2 separate regions of the Mus musculus genome follow, and region 2 is linked to region 1. The links are chromatin loops, found by intact Hi-C in ENCODE. Cell type or tissue: heart. All regions are shown on one strand. Each heading gives the region's core, and the rest is flanking DNA. Links, peaks and the distances in the headings are about the cores only.

Evidence for each region. Peaks named below come from ENCODE experiments on the same cell type or tissue, not always from the same donor. Only the 100,000 strongest peaks of a DNase experiment are listed, where the experiment ranks them.
Region 2: it touches region 1 in a loop (7-fold over the local background); 23 of 42 quality-filtered maps call a loop at or near these places.

Annotation. Positions count from the first base shown.
Region 1 is chr10:126,916,990-126,924,831 of GRCm38, forward strand. No RefSeq gene overlaps it. Among named protein-coding and RNA genes, the nearest start is that of Gm30456, 14 kb to the right of the region's middle. In heart, for the core only: a CTCF peak has its summit at 3,440 (motif pointing left); a DNase peak (open chromatin) is centred at 2,282; H3K27me3 peaks cover 480 bases.
Region 2 is chr10:127,027,404-127,035,245 of GRCm38, forward strand. It overlaps Tsfm (Ts translation elongation factor, mitochondrial), which reads right to left and starts at 3,411. Exons shown (of 6, transcript NM_025537.3): 1 at 3,341-3,411; 2 at 3,060-3,233; 3 at 2,151-2,279; 4 at 962-1,084. The coding sequence starts at 3,394. Eef1akmt3 (EEF1A lysine methyltransferase 3) reads right to left here. Exons shown (of 3, transcript NM_001205036.1): 3 at 5,502-5,911. The coding sequence ends at 5,502. In heart, for the core only: a CTCF peak has its summit at 3,499 (motif pointing left); a DNase peak (open chromatin) is centred at 3,418; H3K4me3 peaks cover 1,220 bases; H3K27ac peaks cover 673 bases.

The DNA of each region.
Region 1 (7,842 bases), core at 1,206-6,205:
AAGAAAGAAGACTGTGTAGAGGGTCTGGAGAGGCCTAGAGGATGTAGGTTCAATTCCCAGCACCCACATGATAACTCACAACCATTCATAACATTTCTCTAGTTCCAGAAACCTGACAGCTTCCTTTGGCTTCTGCAAGCAACAGGCACACATGTGATACACAGACATTCATGCAGACAAAACACCCATAACTGTGTCTATAAAATAAATCTTTTTTAAGACTTAATTGAAAGTCTCAAAAGGTGGGGTGAGGGTGGGGTTGGGGAAACATTTCATTTGATAAACTGCTTCTGTTCAAACCTGGGGTCCTGAGTTCAGACCCCTGGCTACTGGGATAGGATTTATGATTCTAGTGCTGGAGAAGTTGAGACAGGAAGCGTCTGTGAGCTTGCTAGCCAGCCAATCTAGCTAAAACAATTTATGTTCACTGAGAGACTCTGCCTCAAACAGTAAGCAATAAAGGAGAATGGCCAATCCCCATCTCAGGCCTCCGCGTACACAGACACCTACACACGTACAAGCGCACACATGAAGTTTGAAAGAACCAGGGAAGGTTGAATGAAGGACTAGCTGGACCAAGGCGAAGGGGATTCTCTGAGGATGTGGGAAATGTATGCCGGAGTGTCTACCATCTGGCATGGTGTACATGTATGGACACTCCGACAACAGTGAAAATCCCAATTCTAACGGTCCTGAATGCCAGGCTGTCCAGTTAGTAACGGGCAGGAAAGGGATCTGGCAAAGTGGGGAAGAACACACAGCGAGTGGGAACATCAGCCACCGCAGTGTAGTGAGAGCGGGTTGGTGAAGGATGCTGGTGAAGGGGTGTGTTCCAGCTGTGATGGCTGAAGGCGCTGCAGCTGGAACACACCCCTTTCTCTAAATGCGAGCACTGAATGTGCAAGTGGGAGATGCAGGAAGCACAAAGGTAGTTTTTTAAAAAGACACTTTGATACAATGTAGACCTCACAGTTTACCACCCCACCCCCTTCTTATCCCACAGAGCATGCCCACAGCTCGCTAGCACTCCTCCCCTCTTTTCCTGGATCCTGTGTCGACTGCCGCCACCCCCTTGCCCATCAGAGTTCACCCTCAGCTCCCTGCTTGTGCACGAAGCACACCTCCACACTCTTCCACACTCTCTGGGGTCCTTTTACTCAGTGAAGCTAAGCCCTGATCCCCATAGGAACCTGCCTGCCTGACACGCATTCACAGGGCACACTCCACTCTGCCCCTGTACTATCCCAGCCAGAACCCTGGGCGACAATGAGTCCAGATTCCTCACCCATCCCTATTCTCAGAAGCCCTCAAGGGCTTCTTTCCTCCGAATCTCTATTTTACTAGTAGGCTTGGGACTCGATCCCCTTTGGCTGAGAGTCTATAGAAGTCTGCTGAGAACGTATCTGTTCTCATTGCTACCGAAATTATTACTCTTTAAACATAAATCTGGGTTGGTAAGATAGCTCAGCTGGAAGAATAGTTGCCTACCAGGCACAACGACCCCAGTTGGATGGCCAGCACCACATAAACCAGGCATGTTGGTAACACACGTGGGTTGCAGGTGCTCAAGAGGTAGAGGCAGGAAGTTCACGTGTTCAAGGCCACCCTTGACTACATAGGTGGGAGGCCAACATGGATGACATAATAAATTCCTAGTTTGCCTGGATCTTGTTTCCAATTTGGTTTTGCCGTGTTTGCGTCAGAGCCAGGGTCTTGCAAGGAGCTCAACAGAGACTCTGTTACTGAGCTGCCTTCCAAGCCCCCAAGATAAAGATTTTCTTTTTTTTTTGTTTGTTTGTTTGTTTGGTTGGTTGGTTGGTTGGTTGGGTTTTTTTGTTGTTGTTGTTTTGTTTTGTTTTGTTTTGCTTTTCGAGACAGGGTTTCTCTGTGTAGCCTTGGCTGTCCTGGAACTCACTTTGTAGACCAGGCTGGCCTCGAACTCAGAAATCCACTTGCCTCTGCCTCCCCAAGTGCTGGGATTAAAGGCGTGCACCACCACGCCCGGCTTAAGGTTTTCTTTTCAATGAGAGTATGCAATATATTTGCACCCTGCTCCACTCCACATTGGATTTTCATAGTTGGGGATATTTTAACTCTCCCAGCAGGGAGATTCTGAGGATGCTATACCTGCAGTGACACTGCCTGGTTCAGCTTTGAGCTCCATCCGCTTAATGGAAATTAAGGGATTTACAAACGCTGTTCATCATGTGTCTGTGAGTGTAAGAGCAGGGGATTCCCAGCATGTCTTACCAGCGGTTGCCACGAGGGGGAGACAGACAGGTCCTGTTTGTGTTAAGGCTCTTGTGGCCACCAGGTGGACCCAAATACCAGTCTAAAGAGGGCAGGGGCTCCGTTCTGGTTCTACACACTTCAACACCCTTTTTCTTTTAGTCTCTCCTCCTGGTAACTCGACGCCTCTCCCACGGGTGATCAAATGCCTGTAAGTTTCCACTTTGCTCGGGAAGAATAAATGTGGGAAGGGGAAGGGGCAGCATCAAGAACTGTTCAACAACGGGGGAAAGTAAATAAAGGGGCCAGAAATTAGTGTGGACTGGGAATTTACACAGACCTGGAAAAATCCCTGGACGTTCATGGTGGTTTTATCTTGCTTGTTTGTTTCTTTCTTTCTTTGTTTTTGAGACAGGGTTTCTCTGTGTAGCCCTGGCTGTCCTGGAACTCACTCTGTCAGGCTGGCCTTGACGTCAGAAATCCGCCTGCCTCTGCCTCCCAAGTGCTGGGATTAAAGAAGTGCGCCATCACTGCCCGGCTGGTTGGTTGTTTTTGAGAGACAGGGTTTCTCTGTATAACCCTGGCTTTCCTAGGGCCTGGAACTTAAGGAGATCTGCCTGACTCTGTCTCCCGAGAGCTGAGTACTGAAATAAAAAGGCATGAGCCACTGCCGCCTGGTGTGGTGTGGTGTATTTGTTCTCTTAATTTTTTTAAGAGAACAAATACAAATACCTGAGAACAGTCAGGTGTAGTGGTGCACTCCTGTAATCCCAGCCCTGGGGATGCAGAGGAAGCAGGGGCTAGAATTCCAGGCCAGCCTGAGCGACATAGCAGCAGGGAGAGAGGACCACAATTTTCCTGTTCCTTTTCTTCTTTATATACTGACGCTGTTTCTCTTCTGACAAAAAGCTCTTTACACAGGGGCTGATTAGGGAGGGGGGGGTTAAGTGTTAGGTGATAGGATATGGCTCAGTTAGTAGAGTGCTTTTCTAGTGTGCCCAGCATAACATAAAACCTCAAATACTCTAGTACATCTGTAGCTCCCACATTCCCCACATCAGAAAGTCGGAATATTCAAGTTTGGGGCTGGAGAGCAGGCTCCGTAGTTAACAGCACACACTGCTCCTCCTGAGAACCCTAATTCAGTCCCTAGAATCTAGGCTCACAGCCATGTGTCAGTTCAGCTCCAGGAGATCTGGTGCCCTCTTCTGGCTCCCTTGGGCACTGCACTCATATGTGTGCGCACATACACACACACACATAAACATATGTACACATAATAGAAATCAAATCTTTTTTAAAAGAAAGTAAGGAAGTAAAGAAAGATTGAGGCCAAACTAGGATATATGAAACCCTGTCTTTAAAACTTTTTTTAATGAATTAACCAAATAAATGCTAGTATCTGGTCATCCACAAAATGTATATCTAGGACATTCCCTAACTTCCCCTCCCCCACATCACCCTTCACAGCCCTTCACTTGTAAGTGGCCTTCATGGTGTTTTGGGCAAGTGTTTAAATCTTTGTCTGGTTTGTCTGGTTTATCGATTATTGTTCTCCTGAACTAAAGACTCCATGATGGCAGCTCATGGCTCTACTCAACACTCTCAGCTCTAAACAATATGCCTACTTAGGAAGACAGTTATCGAGCAGCTGAATGAGCACAGAGAAAGTTTAATGTCACCCAGGTATCCCGCACGTGAGAGGAGGAACGGAATCCTGCCTGGCCTCTATGTTGAGCATCCACACATGAGCCAATTAGGACAGCTCCTGCTTTGTTTTTGTTTTTGTTTTCAATAGAGTCCAATGCTAATCACTGCTCATTTACCTGTGTTCTCCATGAAGGACCACTTATGCCAATTACTGACATTAAAACATAGAAATGAAAATTTTCCACTGCTGAGATAGCAATCTCTTTAAATATGTCTTAATTGCATCCTCTTGCTAGAAAGCCTTCCTGATAAATCTTTATGAGATCCAAACCCTCCCCTAATACAATGTAATCACAGTAATGCCACTGTGTCCCGGAGCGTGCAAGGCTGGAGAGCCCCAGCTTAGCCACGTACACCTATGTGACCTGGGACAAGATGATGTGCATTTGAGCCTTCACTGTCTGCCCTATTGTCATCTGCCTCTAAAGGGGTGTGCCAGGTACATGCTGGGTCCTCAGATGGCACAGCTGTCCTCCTGCAAGTGACCCAAGACACTGTACTTAAAAAATGAGAAAGACAGCAACCACATCACATGGTGGCTCACACCATCTGTAATGAGATCTGACACCCTCTTCTGGTGTGTCTGAAGACAGCCACTATATATATATATGATTTTTTTTTAATTTATTTCTTTTGTATGAGTGAGAAGCCAGTCCTGAGGGCAAATCTTTGTGATCCCCAGCTCAAGCCTGCCATTCAAACCTCCCTAAGGGGCTTAGAGAGACCTTATCTCTATTTTTTATTTTTAAAAAATTTATTTATTTATTTATTTATTTATTTATTTATTATAAATACACTGTAGCTGTCTTCAGACACACCAGAAGAGGGCAACAGATCTCATCACAGATGGTTGTGAGCCACTATGTAGTTGCCAGGATTTGAACTCAGGACCTCTGGAAGAGCAGTCAGTGCTCTTAACCACTGAGCCATCTCTCCAGCCCGCTACTTTTTAAAAAGTAGGAAGAGGACTAGAGGTAGACCATCTACTGCTGAGCATCTGTGAGGCCACAGGTTCAATCCCTGGCATGGGTGGGAAAGGGGGAAGAGAATAAAGACAGCTCTGTGGAAGAGTGCTTGTCTGACATGTGAAGATCTAGGCTGGATCCCCGGCACTACACACATACATGCACACACCACACATGCACACACCACACATGCACACACCACACACATACATCATATACCACACATACATCACATACCACACATACACTCACACACACATCACACATACACAAGCACACACCCCACACACAACATAAACACACATATATACAACACAGACACAAACACACACACAACATAAACATCACACACATACAACATAGACAAAAACACGCATACACACACGCAACAGAGACACAAACATACATACCCAACATACAACATAAACACTACATACACACCACATACAACACAACACAGATACAAACACACACCCCACATGCCCCACACACAACATAAACACACACATACAACACAGACACAAACACACACAAACACACATACAATATAAACATCACACACACAACATAAATAACACACACACACACACACATATACAGACACAACATACACAAGCACACACACAACATAAACACACACATATATGACACAGACACAAACACACACATGCACACAAACACACACACAACATAAACACCACACACACAACACAGACACAAACACAAACACACACACACCCTCATACAACATAAACATCTTACACACATACACACACACACATATATATAAACAAAAACAAACATTGTCTGTTTCTAACAGTTGCCTTGATCTTTTTTTTTTTGTTTGTTTTATTGTCTTCCTGTGATTCCCTGACCACACCCCCAAACCTGCCCCTCCCTACCACACTGCTGAGGACTGAACCTGGACCCTTGGTCTTCTAGCTAGACAAGTGCCCTACCACTGAACTAAATCCCCAACCCCAATTCATTCCAACAGGAAAAATACAGATAACAGTGACTCTCCTAAGACAAACCTACATGGCCAAAACAGAAAAAAAATGGGTAAAAATGCTAATTTAACTAATTAATCGCCAGAGAAATAGAAACAAAAATCAAGGCAGTGCTTCATATCAAATTTAAGAAGAGTAAAAGGGGCTGGTAAGATGGCTCAGCGGTTAAGAGCTCCGACTGCTCTTCCAAAGGTCCTGAGTTCAAATCCCAGCAACCACATGGTGGCTTACAACCATCTGTAACAAAATCTGATGCTCTCTTCTAGAGTGTCTGAAGACAGCTATAGTGTACTTACATATAATAAATAAATAAATGTTAATAAATAAATTTTTTAAAAGAAGAGTAAAAGGTTTGACAGTGCCTTGAGTTGGTGTGAGTAACATGGGTGTCTTAGTTAGGGTTTTACTGCTGCGAACAGACACCATGACCAAAGCAAATCTTATAAGGACAACATTTAATTGGGGCTGGCTTAGAAGCTCAGAGGTTCAGTCCATTATCATCAAGGTGGGAGCATGGCAGCATCCAGGCAGGCATGGTGCAGGAGAAGCTGAGAGTTCTACCTCTTCATCTGAAAGCCAGTAGGAGAAGACTGGCTTCCAGGCAGCTAGGATGAGAGTCTTAAAGCCCATGCCCACAGTGTCACACTTCCTCCAACAAGGCCACACCTCCTAATAGTGCTACTCCCTGGGCCAAGCATATACAAACCATCACAGTGGGTAAGGGTGCTAATATGCACAAACCACTTTGAAGAATAATTCTAGAACCATGGAAGACATCCATATTCTATGGACCAGCAACTTGGCTCCAGTTGGGAGATCCAACGAGATCTCATGTACATAAAGAGCTGTTTGAGGAATGTTCCCAGTCTTTGCAACAGGGGGAAACGGACCCAACTTTGATGTGCACTAACCAGAAATGGAAACTTTAGTTGTGGTCTATTCAAATAATTCAGTTTACTGCACTCTGAGTCAACTGGCCCTGAAAAGCTATCAACATGAAGACTCTGAGAAACAAAATATATGGGGAAAGATGCACGTTTAAGAAAAACTCATACAGTAAAGATATCCAAATCGCTTCGTCAGAGAGATAAACACCAGATTCAGGGACCAGGCATATCAGGCAGATGTTAGTGACAATGTAGCTTTTCAAGGTGTTCTTTCCTTTTTAAGATTTATTTTTCATTTATGTGTATGCATGTATGTTTGTGCACATGCGTGGGTAGCTTCACACATAAGCCAGAAGGTAGAATCAGATCTCCTAGAGCTGGAGTCCAGGTGGCTGTAAGCCAACCTCCCTGGCTTCTGAGCCCCTGGAAGAACAGCAAGCATTCTTTACTGCTGAGCCATCTCTCCAGCCTCGTGTTTTCTTTCTTTAGTCTTTTATGTGTCTTACCAACATAGAACAACATCCTGTAAATGCAATGTCTATCTAAGCCAGACACCATGCTGTGTGACGAGTCTCAGCCATCTGGTAGGCTGAGTCAGGTGGGTCATGGCCTTGGATGTGGGGGTTCAGAGCCAGTCTGGCCAGCAGTGCAGTGTGCTCCCACTTCATAAAGAGATGAACCAGGGGCAGCAGGGCAGGAGTGGTGCATGCCTCTAATCCTAGCACTTCAGAGGCACAGGCAGGGGGATCTCTGAGAATTCCACACAGCCTGGTCTACAGAGCAAGTTCCAGGACAGCCAGGGTTATACAGAGAAAACATATCAGAAAGAGAGAGAGAGAGAGAGAAGGGAGGGAGGGAGGGAGGGAGGGGGGAGGGAGGGAGGGAGGGAGGAAAGAGAGAGAGAGAGAAGGGAGGGAGGGAAGGAAGGAAGGAAGGAAGGAAGGGAGAGAGAGAGAGAGAGAGAGAGAGAGAGAGAGAGAGAGAAAGAAAGAAAGAAAGAAAGAAAAAAAGAAAGAAAGAAAGAAAGAAAGAAAGAAAGAA
Region 2 (7,842 bases), core at 1,208-6,207, 110 kb after region 1:
TCAGACCCTATTACAGATGGTTGTGAGCCACAATGTGGTTCCTGGAATTAAACTCAGGACCTCTGGAAGAGCAGTCAGTGCTCTTAATTGTTAAGCCGTCTCTCCAGTCCATTTCTTTTGTTCTTCTGAGACAGGGTCTCACTGTGTAGCTTGTTTTGCCTGCCCATCTGTCCCTCTCTCTCTTTTCTTTGAGAGTTCCTTTAAGTCTATCATTCATGTGATATTTTGAATTGTGAATCTGTGGTTTCTGATCAGCTAGGGCTATGAATAATCAATCAGCTTATGATAAACAAGAGTCAGGACCACTGACCGAAAGCTTTGCTTTACAGGGACGATCAATGCTATCTAGCTGGGACTGAGAGGTCAACATGGCTGAGGGAAGTTCTTCTGGGAAGTATTCCCTCAGGGTCATCACATCGGACAGCATGAGCTGCATCCCCAACACCCACATAAAAAGACGGCATGCATCTGTAATCTAGCAGTGAGGTGGCAGTGGTCTTTCTGAAATCCATTACTAACCAGTCTGGCTCAAGGGGTGAGCTCCAGGTTCATTGAGAACCCCTATCCCAAAAAATGATGGAAGCCAGGTCTAATAGCTCATCTCTCTAATTCCAGAGTTCAAGAGGCAGAGGCAGGAAGATCTCTGTGAGTGTGAGGCCAGCCTTGTCCCAGAGAAGCCAGGCCTAGAGAGATCCTGTCTCAAAAAAGAAGGTGGCACTCAGGAGGCAGAGACCAGCCTGTCTGAGTGAGTTCCAGGACAATCAGAGCTACACAGAGAAACCCTGTCTCAACTCCTTCCCCACCCAAAAAGAGAAGCGCAGTTCATTGGTAGAACAGTCTGCCCAAGTTCCTGGGTTCAATCCTCAATCACTCACCCCAAAAAGGTAAAAAAAGAAAAAGAACAGACCCTAAAATGTGGAAGACAAAAACTCAGCAAGCTGGAGCCGACCCTCACGCTCACCTTACTGTACGTGGAGAGCCGATCCGTCAGGTTCTGACAGTGTGCCATGGTTCCCAGGGCTACTTGCTGGACCAACTGTTGAAATTTTAAATTTCTGGAGACAAAATCTGTCTCACAGTTTACCTGTGGGAATGCATGGATATTGCTGTATAAGCTGTTTACTAATAGTTTCTAAAAGTGCCTTAAGGTTGGAGACCTGTCCAAGGTATTGACGGAACAAGCTGCAGGCCCACAGTTCCGGGGTGGCAGAAGCCAGGGAACTAGTCAGCCGAGGCCTGCATACCCAGCAGGATTCCAGAACACCCTGAGGGACTCGCACCATGGCCACTTCACCTACTGTTTGTGAAAGTGTCTCAGGCTGGCCTTGAACTCGTTAGGTAGACCAGGACGACCCTGAGCTGACCTTCTGGCCTCTACCTCCCGTGCACTAGAATTACACCCACAAACTACCATGTTCATCTCCCAAACCACATTTGTTTATGTTGTTCCTTTCTTGTAGCTTTATCTGTTTTTTACACGCCTTGACCCCACAGACTCCTCTAAGCCTGCTACTTACTAGTCATCAATACACCGAGTAATACATTACTATAATTACCAACTTTCTTACCGTGTTTTTTGTTTTGTTTTGTTTAAGAGTAAAGGCCAGGATTCCAGCTTGTAGCCTAGCTGCCCTCAAACTCACAGTAATCCTCCGGCCTCCCAAGTATGGAGTGAACACAGGCGAGAGCTGCCGCACCCTGCTACTAGTTTCTAAGTCCACCACTTACAGTCTAACATTTTAAGTCTAACATTTAGAATAAATGATCTAGGTTGCTAGGACAATTCCCATCAAGACATTTATATTCTTTTTTTTTTTTACCTTTAATATTTACTTATTATATATGAGAACACTGTAGCTGTCTTCAGACACACTAGAGGAGGGCATCAGACTCCATTGCAGATGGTTGTGAGCCACCATGTGGTTGCTGGGAATTGAACTCAGGACCTCAGGAAGGGTAGTCAGTGCTCTTAACCACTGTGCCATCTCTCAAGCCCTGCATTTACATTCTTAATCCCGTCACATAACGGAGGCCTTGGGGACTTCACTCGAGCCACCGCTTACAGATTCCTTAAGCATGCAAAGGGTCCACCACAGATCGTACTCTCCAAGATACAGCTGTTTCTAGTATGTGGCATCCCAACAACGCACCTCTACTAAAACAGCTGTGTTTCCCTCCTGCAGAAGTCCAATCAAGCCTTCTTTAGTCTTCCTCCCGTGGAGCTTGGCGGCTTTGCTCCATCCTTCCTTCTGGGCCTGTTTGTGCAGCCAGTCCTCTGCCTACAAATGCAAAAGAAACAGAGGGGAAAGTCAGTCACAGGAACTAGAAATGAAAGGTACTTTAAAATATGTCCAAACCATATATGACTTTTTATAATTTCTTTTTCTTTAATGATTTATTTATCTTATGTATGAGTACACTGTATCTGTCTTCAGACACACCAGAAGAGGGCATCAGACCCCACTGCAGATGGTTGTGAGCCACTATGTGGTTGCTGGGAATTGAACTCAGGACCTCTGGAAGAGCAGCCAGTGCTCTTAACCGCTGAGCCATCTCTCCAGCCCCCATATGACTTTTTCTGCACACCCACATTCTATAAGAGAAACTACTAAATGCTTTACACCAAGCGCTGTAGTCGCTGTTGCTTCTCTACTTTTAATCTTTACAACCCCACTATAGGATAGATGGTAGTGTTTTCATTATACAGACAACGCTGACAACACGAAAGGATTCATTGCGATCTCCAGAGTTTGAGCGGGTGTGAGAGCCTCTGGAGTCTAACTCCTAAATTTATACAAACACCGATCTCCAGGCAGCAGCAAATCTCATAGCCATAAGGAACATGGAATTCAGCAAGTTAAGTTTCTAGGTTAACTGCTTCCAGTGAAAACGCAGTCGAAGGGTAAAGCTCTCGTTTAAGCCAAATTTTCCTCTTTGGCCAGTTCTGTCGCACAGGACACTGGGCAGCAGCAGGTCATGTCTATGCTCCGCAGAGTGACCCCCGGAAGGAAAGAATGGGGTGGAGCCGTAGCACCAAATCTCGCAGCACCTCCTCCCACCTGCTTGAGGTCACCGCCACAAGTCTCCAGAGCCTTCTTGCAGTTGACAAAGGAGTAGCCGGTTTTCCGCCGCAGTTTCATAAGGAGCTCCTTGCTGGAGGCAGCAGAGGACAGCGAGGGGCCGGCGTGAAACGTGAGCCATGGCTGGGACGGCTGGAGCAGGACAGCCCTCGCCTGGGGAGAGTAAGGAGAAAGGGATGAGCTCCCGGAGCAGAACGGGAGGAGGGGGAGCACCATCCGCGGGGCCAGGGTCGGGAGAAGGGAAGGGCGCGCGCGCTCACCGAGCGGCCGGTGCACGCGACCGGGAAGAAGCGCAGCGACCGCAGAAGCGACATCCCTCTGGCCCTCCCGCCCATCGGCGCACAGACGGGACGCCGGCCTACGGCGTGGCGCGAGAGCCAAAACGCCTCCCAGAACGCGTGGCGCGAGGATGCTGCCACCTGCTGGCAGGAGGGATGTGCCCGCTTCTTTTAAATTCATTAAAATATTTCACAAAAGACTTAGCGGTAAAGTTGCTGCGAAATAACAACACAAGACATGTAGGTGACACTTTGTTTCTTTATTTCCAATGTACTTTTATATTCATTATCCATTTATGAGTCCGGACACACACACACACACACACACACACACACACACACACACACACACACACACACGGCAGGTAAGTAGGGTGGGCTCAGGAAATTGCCCAAGGTCACCTGGAGAAGCAGAGTTCCTTCAACAAACCCAATAAATAATTGCTGAATTAGTAAAATATCTACTGAACATATGTGTGCCCGGAGCTGTTGCTAGTTTCAGGGGATCGGTGATGCATAAATCATAGCTCTACCCTCCAATGCATCTATTGGTCTGAGGAAATAAGAATCGGGTAAGGCAATATAAGGTCCCTAACCAGTTAAAAGATCTCCAGTCAAGGAAACCACATCCAAACAGAAAGCTCGGGAAAAGGAGTGGTTTCTTCTTATTTTTCTTTTTCTTTTTTCTTTTTTTGATTCCAGAAGCAAAGCATAAGTGTAGACAGAGAGCAATGGCCCTTCCTGGAAGGGATCATCGGAAAAGTGGAGAGGCCAGGGAATGCCCATAGAGTTAGGGAACAAAGCGTTAAGACACTTTAGCTAAAAGTGCAAAAGAAGCAGAGTAGGAAATGAGATACAAAGTAGTTTAGGAGCAGGTGTGTGTGGCCTGAGTACCAAGCAAAGACGTTTGTTCTGACAGTAGAAGCTAATTAGAGCAGGTTTTGGAAGATGGCAAGAGCTTGAGGCGTGGCATCTAGGTTAAGAGAACAGTGGCAGACACATCAAAGATGGTTGTGTGCCGAAAGGCTAAGTAAAAAAAGAGCCAGACTGCTGCAGAGAGGGAGAGACAAGAACCGAAGGCAAAACAAGAAGGAAAACCTGACGTGGAAGGAAGAACTAGAGATTAGAAGAACCTCGAACCCAATCCAGAATGTGATCACATGATGCCTGTGATCAGGTCTTGAGCTTTGCAAAGGATGAAGAAGCTACAGACCAACGGGACATCTCTGATTCTCCTCCTGGGGCTCAGGTCTAGGAAGACTCCCCCTATTGAGACTCTTATTTCAACAAGCAAGAGACAGACATTCTGGAGTATCTTGGCATCCAGCTTTCTGGCAATGTTTAGAGATACAGGAGAGATAATTAATGCCTGTTTTTCCCTTTAAAAATGGCAAAGATGGGCTGGTGAGATGGCTCAGTGGGTAAGAGCACCCGACTGCTCTTCCGAAGGTCCAGAGTTCAAATCCCAGCAAACACATGGTGGCTCACAACCATCCACAACAAGATCTGACTCCCTCTTCTGGAGTGTCTGAAGGCAGCTACAGTGTACTTACATATATTAATAAAATAAATCTTTAAAAAAAATGGCAAAGATGCACGAAGTGGTGGTGCACGCCTTTAATTCCAGCACTTGGGAGGCAGAGGCAGGCGGATTTCTGAGTTCGAGGCCAGCCTGGTCTACAGAGTGAGTTCCAGGACAGCCAGGGCTACACAGAGAAACCCTGTCTTGCAAAACCAAAAAAAAAAAAACAAAAACAAAAACAAAAAGTCAAAGAGTTTTAAAGAGTCCATGCTATGTAAAGAAGTGTAAGTGGTGATCTCTCTGCAGGGACTGTTCATGCCATTTAGTCCTAACTATCCTGATCGCCTTCCTCTGAAGGCAAGTGTTGGGTGCTTTCTTTAGGCTTTAAACTCAAAGCTCCTGGGGTTCTGCCATTCCTAACAAGCAGCCACCCTTCTGCATCTTCCCAAGAGTAGTTAAGGGAACCGAAGGGAAGAGGGAAGGAAGAAAGGGGGGGGGGGGAGACGGGGATGGGGTGGGGGATGGGAGACGGGGACTGGGGGGGGGGATCCATCCTTTTCTTTCCTCTTGGTGTTCGCGGCTCTGGAGGGATGCCATTCCTCCACTGAGACAAGAGTTAGGTCAACAGAAGGGGTGCTGTCCGGCAGGTGCCACCTCCCTGTGCCTGGCCCTATAGATGTTGACATTCACATCCTCATCCCGCTGGGCCAGCTCCAGGTGGAAGTGCTGGGGCAGGAGGCGCCGAAAGAAGGTCTCTGCCCCGTGTTCTGCTCTCATCTTGGAGGCCAGGTAGATGGTGCCGTGGGGCCCACACAGGTGTCGGAGAGTCCCCAACAGTAGCGGGAAGGTAGGTTCCAGGTACACGATATCCGCCCCCAGCACCAAGTCATAGTTTCCAGGAAAGACATGCTGGTCAATTCCCCAGGACAAGGCGCACACCCGAGCCCGGCCTCCGGGTGGCACATTGGCGTGGACGTTATCCTGGATTTGCTCTAGTGCCACTGGCAAATCAGTGATGGTAACATCCCCCCCTGAGGGAGAGTGGGGAGGGAAAATGCAAGTCAGAGGGACCAAGACAGGGCTCCTGACTCCTGCCTGGAGGGTCAGAGACCCTAAGGTCTCGTGTCTCCATGACCCGAAGTCCATACTTTGGCTTTTAGTTGCCCTAACCTCAGTGCCAGCCACGCCAGCCACTCTCATTACTCTACATTCTACAACATCAACATTCTCTCCGAGCTAATCTTCAACCCTTCTGCTCAACACACAACAATCAGATGTCAGCAAAAGCCTGAGCAAGACCAAGCGGGGGGGGGGGGGGGGGTGAGCTATGCACCCCTACCCACACAAACCCAGGAGACGTGACCTCAGCTGAGTCCGAAAGGACAAGCACACATTGGTCAGGTGCGCCTTTCTGAGCAAAGAATGGGGAACACAAGTGCCTGGCAGGCAAAGGGCAAGGCATAGTTTAAGGGAGGCTAGACTCTAGAGCAGAGGTTTTCAATCTGTGGGTCGTGAAACCCACCCCCAATCGGAAAACATAGGTATCTACAGTTACATTTCATAACAGTGGCAAAATTACAGTTATGAAGTAGCGGTGAAAATAACTTTATGGTTGGGGGTCCCCACAACAAGAGGAACTGGATAAAGGGTCACCGTGCATTAGGAGGGTTGAGAACCGCTGAGCTAGAAGATGTAGAAATTGAAAGAATGTCAAGAGCCAAACGGAGGGCCATTGCATGCTAAGAGAGAGTCAGGCTTGATGGAGTGTGGTCTCGTGCTAGGCATGCTATATTGCCAGTTGGAGAAACAGGTTTTAAGAGTAAGATCAGGGCTAAAGACAATGAGATCAGCATTTCAGAACACTTCACTCTCACAACAACTGTGTACTGAGTGCTTGCTAAACTCGAGGGATACAACCGAAGGCAGAACAAAACAGCAGCCTCCAGAAAGTTTATTCCAGACTTGGAAACAGCTGCAAAAGTAGTAACAAAAGTAACTAATCAGCTGGGCGGTGGTGGCGCACGCCTTTAATCCCTGCACTTGGGAGGCAGGGGCAGGCAGAGCCAGCCTGGTCTACAAAGTGAGTTCCAGGACAGCCAGGGCTACACAGAGAAACCCTGTCTCGAAAAACCAAAAAAAAAAAAAAAAAAAAGGTAACTAATTAGAGGCATGATTGATGATAAAGAAAGCAGAAGTGCTAAGAGGTAACTTATTCTTCATCATCATCATCTTCAGTTCTTATGCCAGGTGTCTAGAACACATCAGTGAACAAGACAGGGGAGAATCCACACTTTCGGAGTTTACAGAATAGGCCAATGTGGTGGTGGCAATGGTTTGTCGGCTGTCTTTGTACTTCTTGACCTTGACATTTTTTGCAAGAGTAAAGGCCATTCAATTTAGAGTTAAGTTGTACATTTAAACATTATTTTACATTTACTTCTTTTTTGCATGCAAGTAGCATAGTGTGTGCGCGGTGATGGAAGTACAGCTTACAGTCAGGTCTCTCTCTCGACCTTTTGGGGCTTCTGATCTGCTGGATCATCTCCATGGCCCAGGTTGTACATTTTTTTGCCAAGAAGAGCACAGAAAGGAGGTTTTAGCACTAGGGCAGAGCCAGGACAAGCAACAATTAGAGACCAGGCAAGACCCTAACTAAGTAAAATAGAGGATAGCTGGAGAGATAAATGGCTCAGTGACTAAGCACTTGCTACTCCTCCAGGGGATCCAAGTTTGGTTCCCAGCATCTATATCAAGTTGCTTCCAGTGGTCTGATCTACAACTCCAGGGGATGTGATGACTCTGGCTTCTGAGGGCACCTGCCCTTATGTGTACAAACCTATGCAGGCATACACATAATCTAAAATAATAAAAATAATGTTTTAGGGGGCTGGAGAGATGACTCCGTGGTTAAGAGCACTGTCTGCTCTTCCAGAGGTCCTGAGTTCAATTCCCAGCAACCACA